Regions from separate parts of the Homo sapiens genome. Here all the other regions are linked to region 3. Evidence: chromatin contacts called from ENCODE Hi-C or POLR2A ChIA-PET data. All regions are on one chromosome and are shown on one strand. The core of a region is the stretch at or near the end of the contact, and the rest is flanking DNA. Distances in the headings are between cores, read along the strand shown.

Evidence for each region. A loop is a pair of places that touch in the nucleus more often than their neighbours do. ChIA-PET counts read pairs that join two places held with the same protein, here RNA polymerase II (POLR2A). Pooled maps may share reads with other maps.
Region 1: a loop to region 3 is called in a pooled map, with 16 times the contacts of the local background. The contact joins the promoter of RAE1 here to the promoter of FAM217B in region 3. A Hi-C loop is called at or near these places in 13 of 50 pooled maps.
Region 2: a map of CD4-positive, alpha-beta T cell shows a loop between it and region 3 (11-fold over the local background). The contact joins the promoter of MTG2 here to the promoter of FAM217B in region 3. A Hi-C loop is called at or near these places in 1 of 168 maps with a recorded cell type or tissue (CD4-positive, alpha-beta T cell), 2 of 37 single-sample maps with no recorded cell type and 8 of 50 pooled maps.
Region 4: a loop to region 3 is called in a map of heart right ventricle, with 12 times the contacts of the local background. The contact joins the promoter of TAF4 here to the promoter of FAM217B in region 3. A Hi-C loop is called at or near these places in 1 of 168 maps with a recorded cell type or tissue (heart right ventricle), 5 of 37 single-sample maps with no recorded cell type and 10 of 50 pooled maps. POLR2A ChIA-PET finds 5 or more read pairs at or near these places in 1 of 52 experiments (CD4-positive, alpha-beta T cell).
Region 5: a loop to region 3 is called in a map of CD4-positive, alpha-beta T cell, with 6 times the contacts of the local background. The contact joins the promoter of NKILA here to the promoter of FAM217B in region 3. A Hi-C loop is called at or near these places in 2 of 168 maps with a recorded cell type or tissue (CD4-positive, alpha-beta T cell and CD4-positive, alpha-beta memory T cell) and 6 of 50 pooled maps.

What each region holds. Positions count from the first base shown.
Region 1 is chr20:57,349,878-57,353,038 of GRCh38, forward strand. RAE1 (ribonucleic acid export 1) reads left to right here and starts at 1,378. Exons shown (of 12, transcript NM_003610.4): 1 at 1,378-1,545. RefSeq lists enhancers at 1,009-1,577, 1,768-1,847.
Region 2 is chr20:62,181,753-62,184,908 of GRCh38, forward strand. It overlaps MTG2 (mitochondrial ribosome associated GTPase 2), which reads left to right and starts at 1,276. Exons shown (of 7, transcript NM_015666.4): 1 at 1,276-1,305. It overlaps SS18L1 (SS18L1 subunit of BAF chromatin remodeling complex), which reads left to right. Exons shown (of 11, transcript NM_198935.3): 11 at 1-762. RefSeq lists silencers at 905-1,094, 1,134-1,318, 1,325-1,494.
Region 3 is chr20:59,938,671-59,941,809 of GRCh38, forward strand. It overlaps FAM217B (family with sequence similarity 217 member B), which reads left to right and starts at 1,719. Exons shown (of 4, transcript NM_022106.3): 1 at 1,719-1,865. PPP1R3D (protein phosphatase 1 regulatory subunit 3D) reads right to left here and starts at 1,635. Exons shown (of 1, transcript NM_006242.4): 1 at 1-1,635. The coding sequence starts at 1,261. The coding sequence ends at 362. RefSeq lists silencers at 1,097-1,226, 1,577-1,956 and an enhancer at 1,524-1,818.
Region 4 is chr20:62,064,529-62,067,448 of GRCh38, forward strand. TAF4 (TATA-box binding protein associated factor 4) reads right to left here and starts at 1,353. Exons shown (of 15, transcript NM_003185.4): 1 at 1-1,353. The coding sequence starts at 1,282. MIR3195 (microRNA 3195) reads left to right here and starts at 274; the gene lies at 274-357. LOC105372705 (a long non-coding RNA gene) reads left to right here and starts at 1,926. Exons shown (of 2, transcript XR_936960.3): 1 at 1,926-2,163; 2 at 2,414-2,920. RefSeq lists enhancers at 1-71, 72-585, 586-1,100, 2,129-2,642 and silencers at 1,034-1,123, 1,384-1,493, 1,754-2,133.
Region 5 is chr20:57,708,703-57,711,609 of GRCh38, forward strand. It overlaps NKILA (NF-kappaB interacting lncRNA), which reads left to right and starts at 1,481. Exons shown (of 1, transcript NR_131157.1): 1 at 1,481-2,907. It overlaps PMEPA1 (prostate transmembrane protein, androgen induced 1), which reads right to left and starts at 1,313. Exons shown (of 4, transcript NM_020182.5): 1 at 772-1,313. The coding sequence starts at 880. RefSeq lists an enhancer at 1-306 and silencers at 1,145-1,574, 1,595-1,714.

The DNA of each region.
Region 1 (3,161 bases), core at 128-2,627, 2.6 Mb before region 3:
CTAGCCCAGGCGTACTAAATCAGAATCTCTAAGGGTGCAGTGTAAACATCACAGTTTTTAAAAAGCTGCCCAGGATTCCAAATGATCTACAGCCTTGGTACTTAACTCTGGTTCACGGCCCAGCAACCTCTGCTGGGAATTTGGTAGAAATGTGGATTTTTAGGCCCATCGTAGACCTACTGAATCTGCATTTTATAAAAAGATACCCCAGATCCTAAACCTCCTTAAGAAGGTCAAGGCACGCAGACCACACTGAGTAGTGAAGGAGAGAATCCAGGGTAGCTACATAACCTCACGAAATCCCTTCCTTGTGATCTGTCTTTTCCTTCACTTCCTTCTTCAGATGCTCCTAAAAGTAGGGGTTGGGAGGAAACAACCAACTGAAATATTTGGAGTGGGCGTGTGTGAGTAATAAGAATCCCTTAACATTTCTACAGACAGTTCTATTAGTAAGAGTAGTTCACGTATGATTTCACTTGACCCTAATTAGGAACAGCCCTGGCATCATTTTCCCCACCATGCAGCAGGAAACTGAGGCCCAAAGAGCCCCGAGGTGGGCTCAGGGTACCCCAGTGGGCAAACAGGGAGAGGCCAGGGCGGGAAACCCGCGGCCGACCTCGCCTTGTTCGGAGGCAGCGTTAGAGCAGCTTCTCGGAGGTTGGCCTTGGACGTGAATTGGAAGCAATCAGAATCTTTTAGATGTTTATACATGATAAATGCAATAATTAATTCACAAGAGAAAACAGCTAGCTACCTTGCACTAGCCCTAGTTGCGGATTGATTGACTGATTTGAGATGGAGTTTCGCTCTTGTTGTCCAGACTGGAGTGCAATGGCATGGTCTCGGCTCACTGCAACCTCCACCTCCTGGGTTCAAGCGATTCTCCTGCCTTAGCCTCCCAAGCAGCTGGGATTACAGGCACCCGCCACCATGCCCGGCTAATTTTTGTATTTTTAGTACTGACGGGGGGACGGGGGGGCGGGGGGGCGGGGGGACGGGGGGCGGGGGGGGCGGGGGGGGCGGGGGGACGGGGGCGGGGGGCGGGGGGGGGCGGCGCGGGGGGGCGGGGGGGGCGGGGGGCGGGGCGGTTCACGATGTTGGCCAGACTTGTCTTGAACTCCTGACCCCAGGTGATCAGCCCGCCTCGGCCTCCCAAAGTGCTGGGATTACAGGCGTGAGCCACCGCGCCTGGCCAGTTGCGGATTTATAAAAGCAGTCGCTTAGTAACTTGCAGCGGCTACATCAACTTTGGACCAATTCGCAAACTGCTGGTGTAAAGCGTTTTTGCGCATGTGCTGTCGCCTTGCGGGAAAAGGAGCCTTTTTCTTCGACGATTTCCGGGCGACGCAGGAAGTGGCTCCAGGGCGCACGCGCGTTGTTTCCGCGGTAGTCAGGGCAGTTTCTACCGCAGGCTTAAGGAGGCTTCGGGCTCCTGGGATTTCTGTCCGCGCTCCTGGCCCTCGTCCTTCGCGCCAGAGCAGGTTCGCAAACTCCTCAGACCCTTCTGCTCCCGGCCGCCGCTTTCCGCCGGGGCGAGACCCCCAGGTAGGCCCCGTGCCGCGCGCGTCCCGTCGTTAACCGCCGCCATGGCTCCCGCAGAGGCCGAGTTGCCTCCCGGGAGCGCGCTTCTGCGGGATGCTGGGGCGCGAGCGGGACTGTTGACTAAGCTTCGTTACTGGGCCCTGGAAGCGAGGTCAGAGCTGGAAATGGCCTTAGGGGTCACCTAGGGCCTAATCCATCGTTTCTCTTGTGGGGGAACTGAGCCTCTGGGAAGGGTCACATTGCGTTAATGCAGTGTGTGTCGCCTCTGTCCCTCCCCCTTACACGTCTGGCGTCTCGTCAGATACATGTCAGCTCCTGGGAGAAGCTTTCCCTGGCCGCTTTGCAGAAGGGCGTCCCCTTTTAGCCTCTTCCACGTCAACCTGCTCCATTTCTTTCGTAGCAGTTACCAGTCTCTGAAACTAAGTCTGTTTCTGTCTTAGCCCGCCAAGTATTTATTGTATACGTATATAGGTGCCACCGTACAGGCAGTACTTCTCCAGGCAAGTAGTATTAAACACCAGCCGCCCTGGGCCAGGCATTGTACTGTGGGACCCAGTATGCATTAAGGGAAGAATCCAGGCAAGTGGCTGCCCTCTTGGAGCCAGCATTCTGGGGGGGAAGAGATTTTGAGTGTAAACAAGAAATTCCAGGGGATGTGATGGAAGATTAGATATGTTAAAGTTGGCAAAGAAGCGTCTGAGGAGGTGACTTTAAAAAAGAATACGTGTGACAGCTTTATTGAAGTATAAAATAACATTAATTTCAACCATTGAAAGTGTATATTGTGAGTTTGGAAATTTTATGCAGTTGCGTAAACATGGCAAGTTCAAATTTGGGACATTTTCATCACCCCAAGAAGTTCGGAGGAGGCAACTTTTGAACTGGGATATGAAGATTCAAACGGAGGTAGCTGTGGGGAGGGAGAAGCAAATCATCCCAAGCTGAAGGAACAGCACTAGGTTTGCTCCAAGGCAGGGATGAGCTTGTTGTGTTCAGCGGAGAAAGGAAGCCAGCAGAGCTAGGAGGGCTGGGGTGCAGCAAGGCGGGAGAGAGCGGGAAGAGATTAGGTGGGTCCCACAGATGACTGTGCCTTCTGAACTTTGGAAGCTTCCCAGTGCTCAGCATAAGGTGTGGTCCACACTGACTAACACGAACGATTCTCACCTACCATGTTCTTTTTCCTAAGTTCATCCCTAATGGCAGAAATGTTCTCTCCCAACTTGAAGGTTGAGGTAGAGGAATAGAGTGAAAGTAATATTTATTAAGAACCTGTAGTGCTTTAGGCAGTGTGTGTGTGTGGCTTCATTTAGTTCTCATAACTCTGTGAAGTAGATATTAGTGTCTCTGTTTTACAGATGAGAAAATCAAGGTTAAGTGACCCGTCCAAAGCCGTGTAACCAGCACCTGGACTGATTGCAGAAGCCTTGTCATGCCTTTGTTCGTTCATACAGCCAACTGGTGTTTCAAGTACCTCTGCATTTGAGGGCAGAAGTGTGGCCGGCAAGGACCACATCCCCTCACGTTCACTAAAATGTACATGTGCTTGTAGCTGTTGCTCTGACCTTTTGTTCTGCACTTATTTTTCATGAAGCTGAGGAAACTCAAATGCCTTCCCCAAA
Region 2 (3,156 bases), core at 26-2,525, 2.2 Mb after region 3:
TTCATTATTCTATCTTCTGTCATATGAATGTTGAGCAAAGCTTAGGCCAACATGAATTGTTTGTGAAGTGTGGTTGATGGTGCTTTGTTTTTTTCTGACTACTTCTATGGAAGGCCAGTGAAGAAGCAAAGGAAGACATGAAAATTGACGCTCATTCTTCTTCCTATTGTTCCCTGACATCCAGCAAATTGTGAATTTGAAAAATGATGGCCAGTTTTCAGAAGTGCTGACAAATTCATATTGGTATGCAAAAGCTCATCACCCATTAAGGTTTGTTGTTGAATCAACAGTACTCAGCATATTAAAACAGTACATCAGAACTCATGCCAACAGTCTTTATGATGGGATTAAGGTGGACAAGATCTCCTAAGATCTGTGAATGGGATTAAGGTGGACAAGATCTCCTAAGATCTGAAAAGAAACCTTAATACGCTCATATGGTTGGAGTGTTAAGTGAACCTCTGATTTTGTCAGGGTTTTTCTACGTGTAGGCGTGAATAGGGGGCACCCCTTCAAAACTGTACAAAGAAGACGACTGTTTTCCATTTCCATTTAAACATTTTTAGCCACTTCATTTCTATTTATTGAACAGGTCAAATTTGTCTTGTTATTTGTGAGTACAGTACATTTAAAAAACATCCTTATCGGTTATTTTTTTTTCAGTCGGAGTTTGACGTATAAATTGTTTATGCTTTTGGTGTAATCTCTTAATAAACTGGTTCTTCAAAAATCATCCTATAAAGTGAGTTTTCATGAAGTTAACGGGATTTTGGTGTGATGTGTTTTGCAAATACTTATTACCGAGACCAGGTAGATCGTCACCTCGGCTCCCGGGCAGAGTTCGCGTGCGTCCGCACCGGATTCCCCGCGGCGGCAAGGCGAAGCCAGGGTAAGGGCGGTGGGGACGGCGCCCCGGGGCTGCCCTGCGGTCCCCACTGCCTGCTCTGCGTTGCCCCGTAGCCTCCTCGGGCAACGGCGGTGTCCTCGTCAGACCCGGGAGGTTCCGCAAACGCCGGAGGGGTCAGAGAAGCTGGGGGACCTTGGGCACCGGGTGGAACGGGCGGGGCGGCTGTCCTTGTGCTCGGGCAGCGAGGGCGCCGGCGAGAAGCGCGGCTGCAGCTGAGCGCTCCGCATCCCTCCTGCCGTTGCTCCTGCTTCCGCTACCAGGGACAAGGTCGCCTCTCGGTCCGTCGGCGTGTTTTCTGCACCTGCGCACTGGGCAAGCCTTGGGCTTCCGGAGCCAAAAGGCCCCGGAAGTGGTCGGCCGCTTGCGACGCTCCGGAAGTGACGTGCTTTCCCGAGCCGGTGAGTGCGGGAGCGGGGAGCGGGGAGCGTGGGCCTGGGGGGTGGTCGCGGCCCGGGCGCAAGGAGGGGCCTCGGCTTGGGCCGCGGGGTACCGGGGCGCTGGGAGCGGGAGAGGCCCCGGCCTAGGAGCTGAGAGGCCTGGAGGGCTGCCGGGCTGCGAACCCCGGCGGGACCGAGCGCTGCGGCCCTGGAGTAGCGAGCGCTCGGGCGGTGGGGAGCGGCGCCTTGCTCCCCGGTCCTGCCCCACTCTCTCCGCAGAACCGCGTTTTGGGGTCAGAAGTCTTGTCAGCCACCCCGGTGGTGCTCTGTCACGGGATGGGTGCCGTGTGTGAGTTCCGAGTCAAGTTGTTAGGAATTTGCCTTGATCCAGCGCTCTAAGTATTAAACATTTTAAAGTGATTATTGGCAGTATACAGTTGCACAAAACAACATAAATATATACACATTTGGATGATAAAACAACAATAAAGTTTTGTATTGTAAACGCGCCTCAGGGAGACGCATTTCCAGATAATTCACTGTCCGTGGCTGGCTTCTGCCCAGTGAGAGCGGGTTACCCGTTCTATTCCCATTTACGTTCTCGTAGCTGTGGATACCGAGGAACGGCGTTCACACAGACCTGTAGGTGGGAATTAGAGGGGTTGTTGGGCAGTGTCACTAGAGAAATACCTTTCTTTTGTAAAGGGGAGGACCCATTATAAAAGGGGGACGGGAAAGGAGAATTCAAATTGTTTTAAACGCAGGTTCGTCCTCAGGCAGTTCTGTTTTAGCAGAGAGAACGTAGCGAAACTTGGGCAGAAAATGGATTCCTTTGAAATTATCCTGGCCTTAGTCCCTTGGGAAGTCTGTGTAGGCGAACCTCAGTGAGAAGATTCCTGCCGTAAAATGCAGGTGTCAGCAGCATGCCAGGGAGGCCAGAGGATACTATGTGACTTTGGGCAAGTGACTGAACCTCTGTGAGTCTCAGCCTCCACTGCTTTAGATGGGCATAAAAAATGTAAAGTCAAGAATCAGGTTTCCGCTGGGCGCGGTGGCTCACGCCTGTAATCCCAGAACTTTGGGAGGCCAAGGCGGGCAGATCACGAGGTCAGGAGTTAAAGACCAGCCTGGCCAACATGGTGAAACCCCATCTCTACTAAAAATACAAAAAAGTAGCCGGGCGTGGTGGCAGGCGCCTGTAATCCCAGCTACTGGGGAGGCTGAGGCAGGAGAATCGCTTGAACCTGGGAGGTGGAGGTTGCAGTGAGCCGAGACCGCACCACTCTGCTCCAGCCTAGGCAACAGAGCGAGACTCTGTCTCAAAAACATACCCAAAAAAAAAAAATCAGGTTTCATGCTCACAGGAGGATTTGAGGAGGGTTTATAAAGGGACCGTTTGCAAAGGCAGAGTGCAGGTTAATGACAGTTGGTCCTTTAGCCTGGAACTGGTGGCAGTGGAGTTTCTACTCCTGGACTCCAAAGGATCAGGGAAGGCAGCAGTGATCGGGACAGGGAGAAGAGTCACTGGGGAGGGCTTCTTGGACTGGAGGTGTGAGCCTCAGTCTGAGTGGGCAGGGAGGTCCATGTCCCGGCCTCCTGCTCCTGCCTCCAGTCTCTGGTAGAGGGCCAGGTCCCAGTAGGTTTTCCTATGGGGCAAGCTCAGGCTCCTGACACACAGCACAGGGCAGGGTGGAAAGCTGGTCTGGAAAAGCAAATGGAAGATAGCTCGGCATGCAGTATTACCCCTCGCAGGGTATTATCGTTAGGAATACATTTAAAAGTGGATATATTGGTTGGGTGTGGTGGCTCGCGCCTGTAATCCCAGCACTTTGGGGGGCCGAGGCAGGTGGATTTCCTGAAGTCGGGAGTTCA
Region 3 (3,139 bases), core at 469-2,968:
AGACACATTCAGGACACATGCAAAAGCTTTTCCTAGCAGGAGGACTTGGGCCTTTGCAAAACAAGCTGCTTGGGCCTCCCCAGAGGGCCCACCCTCCCATGCACCTACCCCACCACCCTGCCCCAACTCATTACACAACTCGGCCTTCTGGCCACCTGAGGCTACTTTTTAGACCAAGTGACTCAGACGTTTCAAGTAGAAGACAGGATGGGCCACTGCCAGGGGACCTTGCAGCAGAAAATTAGGTCAGAGGACTTGGAGGGTGGTGAAGAACAACCAGATAGATGTGAGAGCCCAGCAGGGAAATGACAGGAGGCGCAGCTTAGGTGTGGAGGCTCCAGGTGGCCGGTCCCCGCGCGGCTCAGATGAAGTGGATCCAGCTCTCTTCGCACTCCCCGCGAGGCATGTGCAGCGCGTGGTTGCGACATGTGAGGCTGTAGTCTCGGTGGTCGTTGTTGTCCCAGTACTCGGCACCCGCCACTTGGTAGCGCACCGCGAAGTGCACGCGGGAGCCGAGCTCCAGCAGGAAGGGCGGTACTGGAAAGCCGAAGGTGAAAACGTCCTCCGTGCCCTCGGGGCCTGCGGGCCCGCGCCACCGCGCCACCGCCTCGTGGGTACTGCGCCAGCCCGAGAAAGTGTAGCGCACAGCCACCTGCTTCTCGAAGGCCACGTTGCACACGCGCACCGTACCGCTGATGCCAAGGTCCGAGCAAGTGACACGCTCCAGGCACACGAGCTGCCGCTGCAGGCGCTCGCCAAAGTCGGCGGCCTCGACGGGCGGCGGGAAATCGGGCACCAGGCAATGCAGGGTGAACTCCAGGTCCTGGCTGCTGCAGCACAGGTCCGAGTTGATTGCGAGCCGCGACAGCACGTGCAGCGGCACGGACGGGTCGTCTCCCGCGTTGAACACCTTGACCTGTGCCAGCTCCAAGCCCAGGGCGTCGGCGAAGCGCACGCGGAGCTTCTGGCTGCAGCCCGGCCGACACGCAGCGCCCGGCGCGCCCGCGGCCTTCTGGCGGCGCTCGGGGGAGCTGGGCAGTGAGCGCGCCCGCCGCAGGATGATGGGCCGCAGGCGGGGGTCGCAGCCCGACGGCGCTGGCGTTGGCGGCGGCGCGCGGCCCGGGCTCCCAGGGGGCCTACAGGCCCGCGGCTCCAGGGCCACGCCGCCGTCCAGGTCCGACAGGCAGCTGAGGCTCCGGGGGCCGAGCTTCCGGGATCCCAGGGCGCTAGGCAGGACCGCGGAGCTCGGGCCTCTGGACATGGCCCCGCCGGCCGTCGGAAGATGAGGCAGGGATGAGAGACGACCTCCCGACCCCGCGACAGCTCCCTCCGTGCTCAGAAGCCGCAGAGAGTCCACCGTATCTGCAACCTGCGGGGGACCTCTCGGGCCCGGTGCGCCCTACCCTTGGTTCGCCACCTTGCTCCTCGAGTCCTTGTCCAGGTCCTCCGCTTCTTGCGGTTAAAGAAATTGTAAGAGTGGGGAGTTTTTCTCTAGTGGAAGCTTTCAGAGGCCTCCCGGGAGCGCAGGGTAGCGCCTCTTTTTTCTTCTTGCTTCCTTGGAGGTTCTTACAAGAAGGCTGCGTTCCGGGAGCGGCCCCTCCCACTTTCCCGGTCCGCGGCGTTACTTACAAGGCTGCAACTTGACCGGGTGCAACTTCCTAGCGAGCCTCCGCCCCGCCCCTCGTGACGCCGCCTGCAGGCGGGCCCCCGCCGGCCTCAGCTCAGCCAGGGAGCTCAGCGGAGCTGCGCGCCTCCGCCTCCAGCTCCCCTGCCGCAGCGCGCCGCAGCCGGGCGTCCCCGCGCGGGCGCCGGAGAGGAAGGAAGGCTGGCAGCCTCGTCACGTGTCCGCTGCAGTCGCGAAACAGGTCTGATCAATTTCTGTTTACGTCTGCCTGGATTGCGCGCCTATCGATCATAGACTTTGTCTGCACAAACGGAGGACAAGGAAAATGCATGCTGCGTGTCCTTAGATTTCTGGGTTGTGGATGGGGGGAGCGGTGGTGCAAAAACCGGCCTTGCCAGGAGCTGGTCTCAGGCTAATTTTAAACATCGAGGCCAGCCCACACTTTGGACAGGTTCACTGCAACCTGGACCCTTGGTCAGACCGAGGGAGCCTCACTGCGTAGAGGAGCAGCGTCATGTCCACATCACCCAGAATGCTTTGCCGCACCGAATGGCCAGCAGATTCCCTTGAGGGTGGGGAGGGGAGGTGCTGCTGTTGTCTTCCTGGACTCCGCGCCAGAGAGGAAGACAGGGGAACAAGAGTTATTACCCGCTGATGACTTCTGCAGCTGCCCTTAATCAGCCTCTGGCGCTTGGGGAGCATATTTGTAGCCAGAATCTCCGACTTTTAGCTTTGTTTCCAAGCAAGCCAGAAACACCAGCAAGGCCTGGAGCTTGTTTTCTGCCTATTTAGAACCCTGCAGGCATTCGTGTCTCTCACCCGGTAGCTTTGAGCACAAAACCCCACAGCCTTTGGTGTAAAGCATACCAGGTGAAATGAAGTAGAAAAGATGCAAGTGCACTTTCCAGAGAGCAGTTTGGGGCCAGCCATTCCATTAAGAAGGTTCCTTTTTATTGTCCAGAGGGACAAAGCAGAAAGAAAACCAGACTAATGAAAGGGGGTTGATTCAAGAACATTCGTTGCATCTAAAATGAGTCAAGGCTGTTGATTGTGGTATAATTCATGAAATGTGAGAGAATGATTTTATTTATCATTGGATGTAAGCTAACTAAAAAGGCTTACATGATTAATGTGGGAAAAATACAGGAAAGTTTCAGGAAGAAAATAAAAATCTTCTATAATCATCTCTTTTATTTTACAGAGACAGGTGATACGGGAAAGAGAAGTATCCAATTTCCATTCAGTGCACTTTTAATAGGCCACTCAAAATGAGAGGGGAATAACAGCAATATGTGGTATAGGTCAACAATGCTTCATAAAGAGATGATATATAATATGTAATATGTATGAATATATGGAAAGTCTTATAATGGATTGATGTGATAGAGAAGGCCGAAAAATTGAATGGGAACGTTCCTCCTAGAGTTTAAGCTCCTTCTGAACAGGGACGTGCATAATCATTGCCATTTTTCTGGGTACTCCTGTAATTATTTGTTGCATGAATGAATGATTGGG
Region 4 (2,920 bases), core at 103-2,602, 2.1 Mb after region 3:
TCAGGGTGGCCCGAATCCCGCTGGTGGTGGCCGTGGGCGTCCGGGACAGGCTCTGGGTCACTGCGCCGGCCGCGCCTTTGGGCAGCCCGGTGGGGGTCCCGGGGGCGGGCGGCGGGACGGCGGCCGGGCTGGGCAGCGCCCCTTGCATAGTTGGCCCGATGACCATGCTGGCCGCCGTGCTGGCCGGGCCGCTGGCCGCCAGGGTCTGCGCCGCCGGGGGCGCCGCCTGCACCACCCTCTTGGGCGACTCGGCCTTGACCCCCGGCGCCGGCGCCGCAGCCGCCGCGCCGGGCCCGGGTTGGCCGCTGACCCCCGCGGGGCCCCCGGCGGCCGGGGCGGGGGCGGGGGCTGCCCCGGCGCTGCCCCCGTTCTGGGCGGCGGCGGGGGGCGGCACGGCGGGCGCGGCGGTCGGGGGTCCGGCGGGGTGGCCGGGCGGCCGGGCCAGAGTGGCGGGCGCGGGGGGTGGCGGGGGCGGGGCGGCGGCGGGGGCGGCGGGCGCGGGGGCGGCGGGGGGCGAGGGCGCGGCGGGCGCGGGGGGCGCGGCGGCGCCCACGAAGGGGGGCGTCTGGATGACAGTGCCGGGGGCGGCGGGCTTGGGCAGCGGCAGCAGCGCGGCGGGCCCGTTGTTGACCAGGCTGACAGCAGGTGCGGCGGCGTGGTGCGAGTTCAGCAGCGCGGCGCTCCCATTCAAAGTTTGCGCGGCGCCGGGGCCGGCGGGCTTGCCAGGGCCAGGGCCGGGGCCGGGGCCGGGGCCGGGCCCGGGGCCGGGGCCGGCGCGGGCGGCCAGCGCGGCGGGGCCGGCGGGCTTGGCGGGGCCGGCGGGGGCGGGCTCGGGCCCCGCGGCGACGGCGGCGGCGGCGGGCACCGGGGCGCAGGACCCCGCGCTGCCCTCGGGCGGCGGCCTCAGCTTCGCGGCGGGCGGCGCGGGCCCTGCGGGGACAAGGGGGCGGCGCGGTGAGGGGGGGCCCGGGCGCTGCGGCCCCCCGCCCCCCGGCCGCGCTCTACCTGCGGGGGGCGGCTCCGGCGCCGCTCCGGGCGCGCCCTCGGCGGGGGCGGCCGGCCCTGCGCCCGCGGCTCCGGCCGGGCTGCCGCTCACAACATGGTTCCCGAGCGCGCCGGCGGCCGCGGCCCGCACCTCGGGCGTGCGCGGCGCGAGGTGGTGGTGGTGGGCCGCGCTGGCCGCCAGCTGCGACTCCAGCGAGCCCACCAGGTCGCTCACCACTTTCTCGTCCACCTCGCTGTTGAAGAAGACCTCGTCCAGCAGATCCGAGCCCGCCGCCATCTTTTTTCCTCGGCCGCCGCCGCCGCCGCCGCTCGGGCCGAGCGCGCCTGGGCGAGGAGGAGGTTCCGACTGGGGCGGGCGCTGGGCGGGCGGGGGGCGGCGCGCGGCCGGCGGGGGGCGGGGGCGCGCGGCCGGGGGGCGGGGGAGCGGGGGTGGCGGCCCTGCGCAGGCGCGGAGACCGCGGGCGCCCGGCGATTGGCTGCGGCGCGCGCTTAAAAGGCGCGGCCAATGGCTGCGAGCGCTAGAGGCCGGGGCGCGGGCGGTCGGCCGGGGTGCGGCAGCAGCGGCGGGAAGCGCGGGGGCTGGAGCTCAGGGGCGCGGGCGCCGGGGCGGTGGCGGACGGGGAGGGGGCCGCCGGGCGGGGCGCGGGATGCGGGAACGGTGCGCTGGGCCGGGCCGAGGCGGGCGCGGGGCGGCGACGGGGCCTCGCTCTTTGTCTCGGCTCGCTCCAAAATGGCTGCGGCGGCGCTGACGGGAGCGCCGGGCGGGCGCCGTGCGCGGTGGCAGCGGCGGCGCAGGGCCCGTCCGAGGCCCGGGGAACAGCGCGCGGGGATGCCGGGGCGCCGCCGGGCGGCGCGCAGGCCCTGGAGTGGATGGGCCTGGGAGGCGGGCGGGAACGGGGAGGGGACTGTCGCAGCGCGCCCTGGGGACGGGGACCGGCGCCCGGCCCCTCCAAGCCGCCGCGGGGAAGCTGGGTCCGCCTCTGGCTCAGCCGGTCCCGGGCGGTGGGGAGGGGTCCTGCGCGCACGGCTCTTCTCGCCCTCCAATCGTGACCACCCCTGGCCCTTCCCTCCATTTTTAATCAATAAACCCAGCCGCCCCGGGCTGACTGTCCCCGCACCCAGCTGCCTTGGAGACAGGAGTGTCGTATAAGCCCGTAGGTAAGAGCACGGTGCTTGCCAGGCGCCAAACGAAGTTCCCGAGCCTGAAGCCGGCACGTCTGGAAGTAGCTTTTTTTACCTTCTGCTGGGGGAGGGGAGTAAGTTACCTAAAGTGTTCCCAAGCACCTTCTCTCTAGAAATACTTCAGTAAAAGTTCCAGTCCCCTCTTTCTGCGTGTTTTATTTTCCAACCAAAAGATGGTGTTATTGGACATTTCTAGTGGTTTTCCTTTCTCTCATTTCTTCCTAAGAGCCCAGAATAGGTTTCAGAGAGACGCTTCCTTGCCTCGGACCTCACTGGGGCCAAGAGGCCACAGGGTCAGTCTTCGCAGCTGAAGACAGCGCCGCAATAAGCAGAGACCTCGGGACGATGAATGACGTTGCTGACAAAGAAAATGATTTTTTTAATTGCTTTAACAAAGGAGACTGCTAGTCTCGAAAGCAGACCCGAACTGGACCCTTGTGCCTGTTCGAACTGTAGCCTTGCAAAGGAATGGACTTACTGATAACTGGAATACGGGACTTCACCCCAGGCTTGTTTCTCGACAGCAGCAGCAGCCAATGAGCATTGAGGACGGAGCCTAGGAGAGGTGCCTCCCCTATAGGGGAACAGTGTTTGGGGGAAATCACTGCAAACGTACAGCTGGAGTTTTGTACCTGAACTTTGGCTCCCAGAAGGCAGGAAAGGAAATGAATGAAGCAAGCTGAGTATGGCGGGGAGGGCCCCTGTGGGTACACCTACGGAGCACCTTGAGCTC
Region 5 (2,907 bases), core at 231-2,730, 2.2 Mb before region 3:
ATTCAAGATCCACGCTGGGCCAGACGGGCCAGAGCTGAGCCCTGGATTCAGACACCTGGACACACACGGTCCCCAGATCCGGCCCAACCAGACCAGACCCCCAGAAAGATGGACACGCTCAAGAAAGGCACCCCGGCCCGGACACGGGAAAGACACACAGAGAGAGGCAGGAAGACTCGGTGACACGCACTCTTGGGCAAGACCGCGACTCAGACCCCCAGACACCCCGAGAGACGCCGAAGACCCAGACAGAGCCACGCAGCCACGCACACTCCACAGACGCACGGACATCCACTCAGAGCCCGAGACACAGCGCCGCGAACACTCCAGACACACGCCCGGAGCCCCAGACACCTCGCAGACCAGACAGTGTCTCACACGCCCCTCCACCCCCGCCCAAAGTTGATAAAGAGCCGGCCTAAATGCTCCATCGCGACTGCCCTCAGGGAAATAAAATGGAAACTTCACGGATCCGCCCGCCCCAACCCTCCCGCGCCGTGCGCCGCCGCTGAGCCCCGGGTCCGAGTCCGGGCGGGCGGGGCGCGGACAGCGGGGGCCGTGCCAGGCTCGCAGCGCCGCGGGACAAAGCCGGGCCGGCCGCCAGCTGCCGCGAGCCGGGAGGGCGCGCCCGGGGCGCGGCGGGCGCTGCCCGGGCGCAGGGCGTTCGGTCCGAGGGGGCGCGCAGGGCCCGGACCCCCGCTCGCAGCTGTGCCCCGACATAGGGTCCGAGCCCGATGGAGTCTCCGGGGAGGGGGGCGTGGGGTCACTCACTGATCTCCATGCTCTGGAACAAAGAGCGTTTGCAGTTGCACGTGCAGGAGACATTGGGCTGCCCGGCGGCGGCGGCGGCGGTGCTGTTGACCCCCATCAAGCGGTGCATGGACGGCGCGGCGGCGCGGCGCGGGGCGCGGGGGGCTCGGGGGCGGCCGGGGGGGGCTCCGGCCGGCGCCCGGAGCTGGGGCCCCGCATGCAGGAGGCGCGCGGCGGGGGAGGCGCGCCCCGGCTCGCCGGGCTCGGGTCGCCGCCAAGTTCCCGGGGCGCCGCGGGGCTCAGTGCGCGGGACCGCGCTCCGCTGCGCCCCCCCGGCCTCCCCTCGGCAGCCCCGGGGGCGTCGGCAGTGCCCGCGGGTGGCGTCCGGAAAATGGGCTGGCAGCGGGGCGCGCGCTGCCGCCGGGGCTGAGCCTCTGCCGCTAGCTTTCCCCAGCCGAGCGCCTCCGCCGCCGCCGCCGCCGCCGCCTCCTCCTCCTCATTCAAGTCCAAGGAGATCGGGTTTCGCTCCGAGACCGCGGTCGGAGGCAGGCAGACGGTCTGACGTCAGCGCTAGACGGGGCTGCCGGTTCCCACCGCGCGGGGGCCGGGGAGGGGGCGCGCGCTGCGCCAATCCCCGCCGAGGTTCCCCCGCACCCCCTCCCCGAGCCGGGGGGCGGGGTGACGGGAAACGGGGCGGGCTCTTAAAGGGCCAGAGCTAGGCGGCCCACGTAGACCCGGCACCCGCGCAACGGAGGAGGGGCGCTGTGCCCTCTCCCCAACGGCGGTCAGCTTGGAACGCCTGCCCGGCGCACGCCCGGGGCCGGGGAGCCGAACTCGGTGCCAGCCGCACCCGGGCGGGTTGCTGGTGCGCCCTCCCCTCGCCCCCGTCCCTGGGGTCCTTGACCCAGGCTCTTGGGGCTAGCCTATCTTCTGAGGAGCACAAGGTCCCTGGGGGCTCAGGGAAGAGAAATTGGAGAAAGGGGGAGGAAGCCCCCAAGATGGATCACCCATTGCCTGGTTTCGCAGGAGACTGTCCGCCTTCAGTTCTCCAGCAGCTCGGGGATCATGGCCCACTGAACCCCCAAGCGCTTTCACCCGAACCCAAGGAGGACGACCAGGAAAGACGGGAACTCGCGTAGACACGCCCGGAAGCCCTTGTCATGTAAATAGCTGTCGGGGACTGGTGTATTGTCGCCGCCCCAGCCGGCGGGACCTGGGGCGAATCCACACCCATTGTCTGCTGCCCAAGGGGCCTCCGGCTGGGGGGCGCGGCTGCGGAGTTCAAAAGGGGTATGAGCAGGAGGGGTGTACTTTTAGTTCATTAAGTTTTAATTACAGGAGTGCTACAAGAACACATTCTTCAGGTTTAAAAAGATATTAAAATATTACATAAGAGACCTCCCCTCCCTGGCCCACCTCCAGCCTCTTAAAAATTTAGTGTGTCGCCTTTTAGACACTTTCTCAAAGCTTCACTTATTTAACAGGCACTTAAGGAGCACCTACCTGTGCCAGAAACTCTCCAAATATTAACTCAACCTGACACCGACTCAGTGTGGCCGAATATTACTCTCCCCATTTTACAGAGCGGGCAGCTGGTCAAGGAAGTCGCTTGTTGAAAGTCACACAGTGGTGGAGCCTGTGTGCCAACCCAGGACCCTGGGGAGCTGCCTCCCCCTCTCCCACGTAGTCCTGATTCTTTAAGTGTCCACATATTCCTGTAATGCCTGGAGTTTCAGTAATTAGCAGGGACTTAGTGTGTTCAGAGAAAAAAAAAGCTTTTAAAAATTATTGTTACTGTGTTTGTAACAGTTTGGATAGAGAAGGAAAAGCTGGAATTTGGGAAGTGAAGGTGGCCTCGGGGTAGAACTTACCTAGACCAGAGCGAATTCATCCTGAAGAACTCAGAGAAAGCCGGTGCAGGAAGTGGGTTCCCGCTCTCCCTGCACAGGCACAGTGATGCTGCCAGAGCTCTCCCAGAAAGACCAGGAGGCTTGTTCTGGAGAAGTCAAGCCCAGGGATGTGGCTCAGGCTGGTCCAAGCTCTTTGGAGGAGTCCAAGCGTGCCCAGCCCAGAGGGAGGTTCAGAGGCACTGACCGTCTTCTGTTTGGGAGGAGAAGCTCACTCTTGGAGCCACAGCCAGCACTAGGTCAGGACCCA